Linked DNA regions of Mus musculus: region 2 is linked to region 1. The links are chromatin loops, found by intact Hi-C in ENCODE. Cell type or tissue: heart. All regions are shown on one strand. Each heading gives the region's core, and the rest is flanking DNA. Links, peaks and the distances in the headings are about the cores only. Region 1 overlaps Opa1 (OPA1, mitochondrial dynamin like GTPase). Region 2 has its middle 98 kb from the start of Gm46567.

Region 1 (2,915 bases), core at 149-2,648:
TGACAATATTTGTTTATTTTCTTCCTTTCCTTCCCCCCCCCCTTTTTTTTTTTTGTTGAGATAGGGGTTCTCTGCATAGCCCTGGGTGTCCTAGAACTCACTTTGTAGACCAGGCTGACCTCGAACTCAGAAATCCGCCTGCCTCTGCCTCCCAAGTGCTGAGATTAAAGGCGTGTGCCACCACTGCCCGGCCTCTTTCCTTTTTAAAAAAGACTTTTTTTTTTTTTTTTTTAAAAGACAAGGCTTTGCTTTATCCCAGGTTGGCCAAGAACTCACTTTGTAGTCCAGCTGAGTTTTGAACTTGAATTCATGGCAATCTCCTGACTCAGCCTTCTGAGTAGTGAGATTACAGTAATACCCTCCCATGCCTTGCTATGCTATGCTCAATTCTTAGAAAAGCCAACATTAGAAGTATTATAGCATATGCTTTCAGGACCAGATATAGTAGCAATCAAAAAGAAAAAAAAGAAAAGCTTTTATGACCCTCATGATCATCTTTTTCTAGTAAAGACCACAGAATCTATCACGAGGTTACAGATGGGTACTGTGAGTCACTTTATTTTGTGTTCAGCACACAAAATATTTCAAATTATATCAACTCAATTATGATAATACAAATGTAAAGTTATTTGACATTCTAATTCATTAGTGATATATTGTTTTCTTTCTCCTCTAATAGCTAAAATATACTTTGTCAAAATGAATCATTTCATTTGTCAGTGTATGGTTAGTATAGAAAAATCTAGATATCACATTTCAAAGATATAGTGACACAGGCAACTACTTGAGAAGATGGAAAAAGTCAGGAGATTATTCTGTTCCATCAAAGTAATTATGGCTTTTAAACTTCATAGTGTTTTGTCTTTTCTGTATTTCTCTTATTTTTAAAAGTATATTTTACTCTGAGTTTGCTAGGAGGAAAGCTGAAACACTATAAGAAAAGAAAAACCACCCAGGCAGCCCTTAAAGAGATAGGGCATCATTTATCACTTGCAAAGACAGATTTATAAGAAGAGGGCCCCTTCTGTTCCTTTAAGACTGCAAAACAGATGGGAAGTGAATGGATAGTCAATGGGACAAGGAAACACATGGGAGGTGCTGCAGGATGCATGTTCCCAGCACAAGAAAGGAGGCCAAGATTGTAACTGCATGACTGGGTCCTGGAGAGGGTCTGTCTTCAAGCTGTTACAAAGACAAATGCTGCTCCTCACCCAGCCGTCAAACTGTTATAAATATTGGTTTGTCAAAAGACCTTTAGTGCTGAAGCCTTAAAAAGAAGTTATAGCAGATAAATGAATCACAAGAAAGAGGCTCAAACAGTTCATTAATGTAACTTTAAAAGGAGAAAAAATATAAGCTCAGAGAATGTAATTCCGATTTAGGAATTGAAAGCTCTAGTTAAGCTCAAGTTGAGATGAAATAAAAAATGAAATACAAGTCATAGTTCCTAGACAGATGCTCTATTAGGGGAAGCACACCACACACAAGGAGGTCTAGTTACTAATACAACTTGTCTTTCTCCTCTCAGAAATGTTTGGGATCAGAAATATACATTTCTGCTTTTCTAGCTGAACACCAAGAATCTGAAAATATAAAATCTAAAATGCCCGAAAACCTGAGAGTCAGAGAGTATCATGTGAGTACTCAAGTTTCAGATGTTACAGCCTTTTGGATTAGAAGTGCCCGACCTGCACTTGTGCAGTAGGAGCAGGAGGTCCCAAAATACAGGGAGTCCAGAACTGATGTTACATATTATTTAAATTAGAAGTCATCCTTTTTAATTTTAATCACACTTTCTTTTCCTCAGCTGTGTGACATGGGTGCTGGAGCCTTCCTAAGAGGAGTCCATGCTTTTCACCACTGTGCTAGCTCTCTGGCTTCTAGATTCTTTTTTTTAAAGAAGTGATTTATTAAAAAAAAATAACAGGTGTTGGTGTGTGTATATGTATATATGAAGGGAGCATATGTGCATATAAACTCTAGATTCTCGATACTTGATTTCACTAAGAAAACAAGTTCTGAAACACTTATTAACAATACAAAGCAAGAAGCCAAATCGCAAGAGTTGTGCCTATGGTCACTCACAATCAAACCAAAGACCCAGGTGAACAGAATCATCAAGCAACTCTAAAAGGCACCGGTGCTGACAGAGCTAGCTCCGCTCTGCCACAAGCCTTCGTGTACCTGGCTAACTGGTTTAACGTCAGCGAACATCAACTTCTAACTATGACAATAGGGAATGCCTCCTCTCAGGCCTCATGCAGCTCTAAGAGACCTCTGTCAACTACACAGGCCTGAGGGACAGATGAGTCCAAACGAACGAATGGTGCAGTCACATGGAAATAGCATCTATTTCTGAATAGAATATATTCTATTCCTATATAATTATTCTCTCTTCAGTTTTAGTAGTCCATTGGAAAAAATTTCAGTAGTGATGAGAATAAAATATTCAGAAGAATCAAGTGGATTCTGGGAAGCAGGGCTGCACGCATCCATTTTTCACGATTAAAAGGTGGCTAGAACCCCATGGAAGGATCATCCACTGCATCTAAGGGAAACAGTCCGGGCATCTCTGGAGAAGGACGACACTATGAAGGCACAAGCACACACAGCAAGGCCTGGTCCTCAACAGGTGGCTCGACTCTCAAGGAGAGTGACTGTTACTACCCAACATGCTACAACATGGCCTCCGGGTCCCAGGGACTCTATAGAGTAACCTTTCAGGAAGTTCTAGTTTTATTAATGTCGCTTGTTCTCTGAATGAGTATTTTAGAACCAAGTCTGTACAAAGCAACAGAAGTGAACTGCAGCCCACCCTGCTAGCTGAGAAGCTGGATGCAAGTGCACTGACAGTGAACTCAGAGCACACGGGTAGGAGAAGACAGCCCAGAGCTCTCAAGACACTGCCCCGCCCG
Region 2 (2,915 bases), core at 215-2,714, 73 kb before region 1:
AAATACATTAGGTATAGTTTCAGCAAGAACAAAAAAATCATGTATGAATGAGAACTGAAACTATTCAATGAAGATAAAGAACAATACCATTAACGGCAAAAGCGATGAGTACAATGTTTCTTAATCCTTAGATTTTCATTTCATTTTGAGGAATTCACTTACCAACATTCTCACAGTGTGTTGTAGTTAGGGTTCCACTGCTGTGAACAGACACCATGACCAAGGCAACTCTTATAAGGACAACATTTAATTGGGGCTGGTTTATAGGTTCAGAGGTTCAGTCCATTATCATCAAAGCAGGAGCATGGCATCATCCAGGCAGGCGTGGTGCAGGAGGAACTGAGAGTTCTGCATCTTCATCTGAAGGCTGCTAGCAGAATACTGGCTTCCAGGCAGCTAGGATGAGGGTATTAAAGCCCACACCCACAATGACACACCTACTCCAACAGGGCCACACCTTCTAATAGTGCCACTCCCTGGGCTGAGCATATACAAACCATAACACAATATAACGCTGTCAAATCTTGATTTGTTTAAACAGCTCATAATACATTTTATAAAATCATTATGAAATTTATCTCTTGTACCATTATCTTAAAAGTAAAGTTGAAAGCTAGGCATGGTGACGCACACCTTTAATCTCAGCACTCGGGTGGCAGAGGAAGGCAGATTTCTGAGTTCAAGACCAGCTTGGTCTACAGAGTGAGTTCCAGGACAGCCAGGGCTACACAGAGGAACCCTGTCTCAAAAAAAAAAAAAAAAAAAAAAAAAAAGTTGAATTTTTTTCTTTCTTTCTTTCTTTCTTTCTTTCTTTCTTTCTTTTAAATTACTTATTTTATTTATATGAGTACACTGTCACTGTCTTCAGACACACCAGAAGAGTGCATTGGATCCCATTACAGATGGTTGTGAGCCTCCATGTGTTTGCTGGGAATTGAACTCAGGGTCTCTGGAAGAGCAGTCAGTGCTCTTAACCACTGAGCCATCTCTCCAGCCCTACCCTTTCCTTATCTTTCTTTTGTTTTTATTTGCTTTTCAAGACAGGGTTTCTCTGTGCAGCCCAGGCTGTCCTGGAACTCACTCTGTAGACCAGGTTGACCTCAATCTCAGAGATCCACCTGCCTCTGCCTCCTGAGTGCTGGGATTAAAGGCGTCCTTACTCTCCCCTCATCCCCCCACCTCCTGGGGGGATTTGTACTTTGCCCCAGTTTGTTCGGACGGGAAGACTGGACAAAGCTAAGGTTCTCACCCTGCACTGAGCTGCCTCCTGGGTTTTGGGCATAGCCTCTCCATCTAGGGCTGCCTCTGACCTTGAAATTTGTACACCAGGCCTTGTCCTAAGGGTTGCAGCACGTCTAAAGGGATTGGGGATTTTTAAACATCTATTTTCATCCTGGGTAATATCCTGCTGTCCTAGCCAGGGAGCTGTGAGGGTCAAATGAATAATGGATAAAAAAAAAAAAAAAAAAAAACAAAACAAAAAAACAAAAACTGGCTCTTAAAGAGATAGGTGGCGACCAAATAAGTCAATGTTAATGCTTTCTCTCCCAAGGTCCCTGTCACACATCACATGTTCAGTGGCAGCCTTTCCCTCAGACGGCTGATGGCGCTGACTCAGGTCTGCTGCTCCTCTCGTGCCAGAAACAGAGACTGGCTGCGTCCCAGGCAAGGACTGGATGTCTCCATGTCACAGTTTGGAAGCCAGAAACCTTTTGATGCAGCCAAAGTGGGGGGCTGGGGAGGGGGGAAGCACAATTCTTTCTGCATGTTTTCTGCCTCACTACCAAGAAACATCTATCCTACCGCAGAAATGCCAGCCACACCACGGCTGGGAGCAGGGTGGGGTGAGACTAGGGAATGGCTCTGAGCCCAAATGTCTGCTGCGCAGACCGCCTGCTTCCTGGGAATTTGTGACTGATACAGGACAGCAGCTAGGTCTGAGTGGCCACACCTGTCATAGCTTTGTTCTCCAAACTCTGGCCTGGATCTCCGACCAGTCAGTCCATCCATCCTAGTCCTGACTTACTGTGTGCTCAGATCCTGAGCTACTGTCTCCTCCTCAGGGCATACTGATGGGCCTAGAGAAGGGCTGAGAAGGAACGGGGGTGGGGTGGGGGGGAGCTCTAGAATGAACTGTGTGACAGGGCAAGACCGAGCAGAGCTTTCTGCATCTTGTATTCTTGCTGAGGCCATTTCAGGCTTAACTAGAATTTGATCTCCTTAGAGAATTCCATGAAAAATTACCAAAGTCTATTCTAGGAACCTGAGGTCAAGATGCCCCTAAGATAAGTTAGCTTATCTTTGTTTCTGTTAAACTGCCTGCCTGTGCCAAAGTCCCTCCAGCTAACTGCTTGCATCTGCAAAGCCCCTCCTGAAGCTGCTGAGCAAGATGCTAGATGTGGTTCTTGCCTTAAAACGCCCCCATGTTCTGGACACTTGGGGCTATACCTGGGTCCCTGAATACCCAAGTATAATGACAGTCAGTTGGAATACAGTTGGTCACCTCTGGTAGGCTCCCTGTAACAATACTGGGAGAGCTAGAGACCAGGCCTGCCTACAAAGAAGGCAGAAGATTCAGAGCCACTGTACTCTGCACAGCTGTTCATGGATGCTCCCACACTAATATCCCCTCTCTGGGCCTCCAGAGATGAAGCTGACATCTATCACTTCTGTGCTCTGGCCATGCCGTAAATGGGAGAGGTGACATCAGGAAGGACTGTTTATTGTGTTTTGTTTTCACCAAGCATTTAATGAGCTCTTCCTATATTCCAAGTACTGTGAGGCCCCAAGGGATGCACCTCCTGGCCAGGGAAGCTTTGAGCATTAGGAATAGGAGACACAGACCTGTGGGCATCCCGCACAGAGCTACTACTGTAATGGAGGCCCAGCCTATACATCTGCGACCTGGGAACTAT

What was found. A loop is a pair of places that touch in the nucleus more often than their neighbours do. Peaks named below come from ENCODE experiments on the same cell type or tissue, not always from the same donor. Only the 100,000 strongest peaks of a DNase experiment are listed, where the experiment ranks them.
Region 2: a loop joins it to region 1, with 2.3 times the contacts of the local background. A loop is called at or near these places in 4 of 42 quality-filtered maps.

The regions. Positions count from the first base shown.
Region 1 is chr16:29,640,766-29,643,680 of GRCm38, reverse strand. The region is part of intron 27 of Opa1 (OPA1, mitochondrial dynamin like GTPase); the gene reads right to left. Among named protein-coding and RNA genes, the nearest start is that of Opa1, 63 kb to the right of the region's middle. In heart, for the core only: no CTCF peak of the experiment used is centred there; no DNase peak of the experiment used is centred there.
Region 2 is chr16:29,713,702-29,716,616 of GRCm38, reverse strand. No RefSeq gene overlaps it. Among named protein-coding and RNA genes, the nearest start is that of Gm46567, 98 kb to the left of the region's middle. In heart, for the core only: no CTCF peak of the experiment used is centred there; a DNase peak (open chromatin) is centred at 1,646.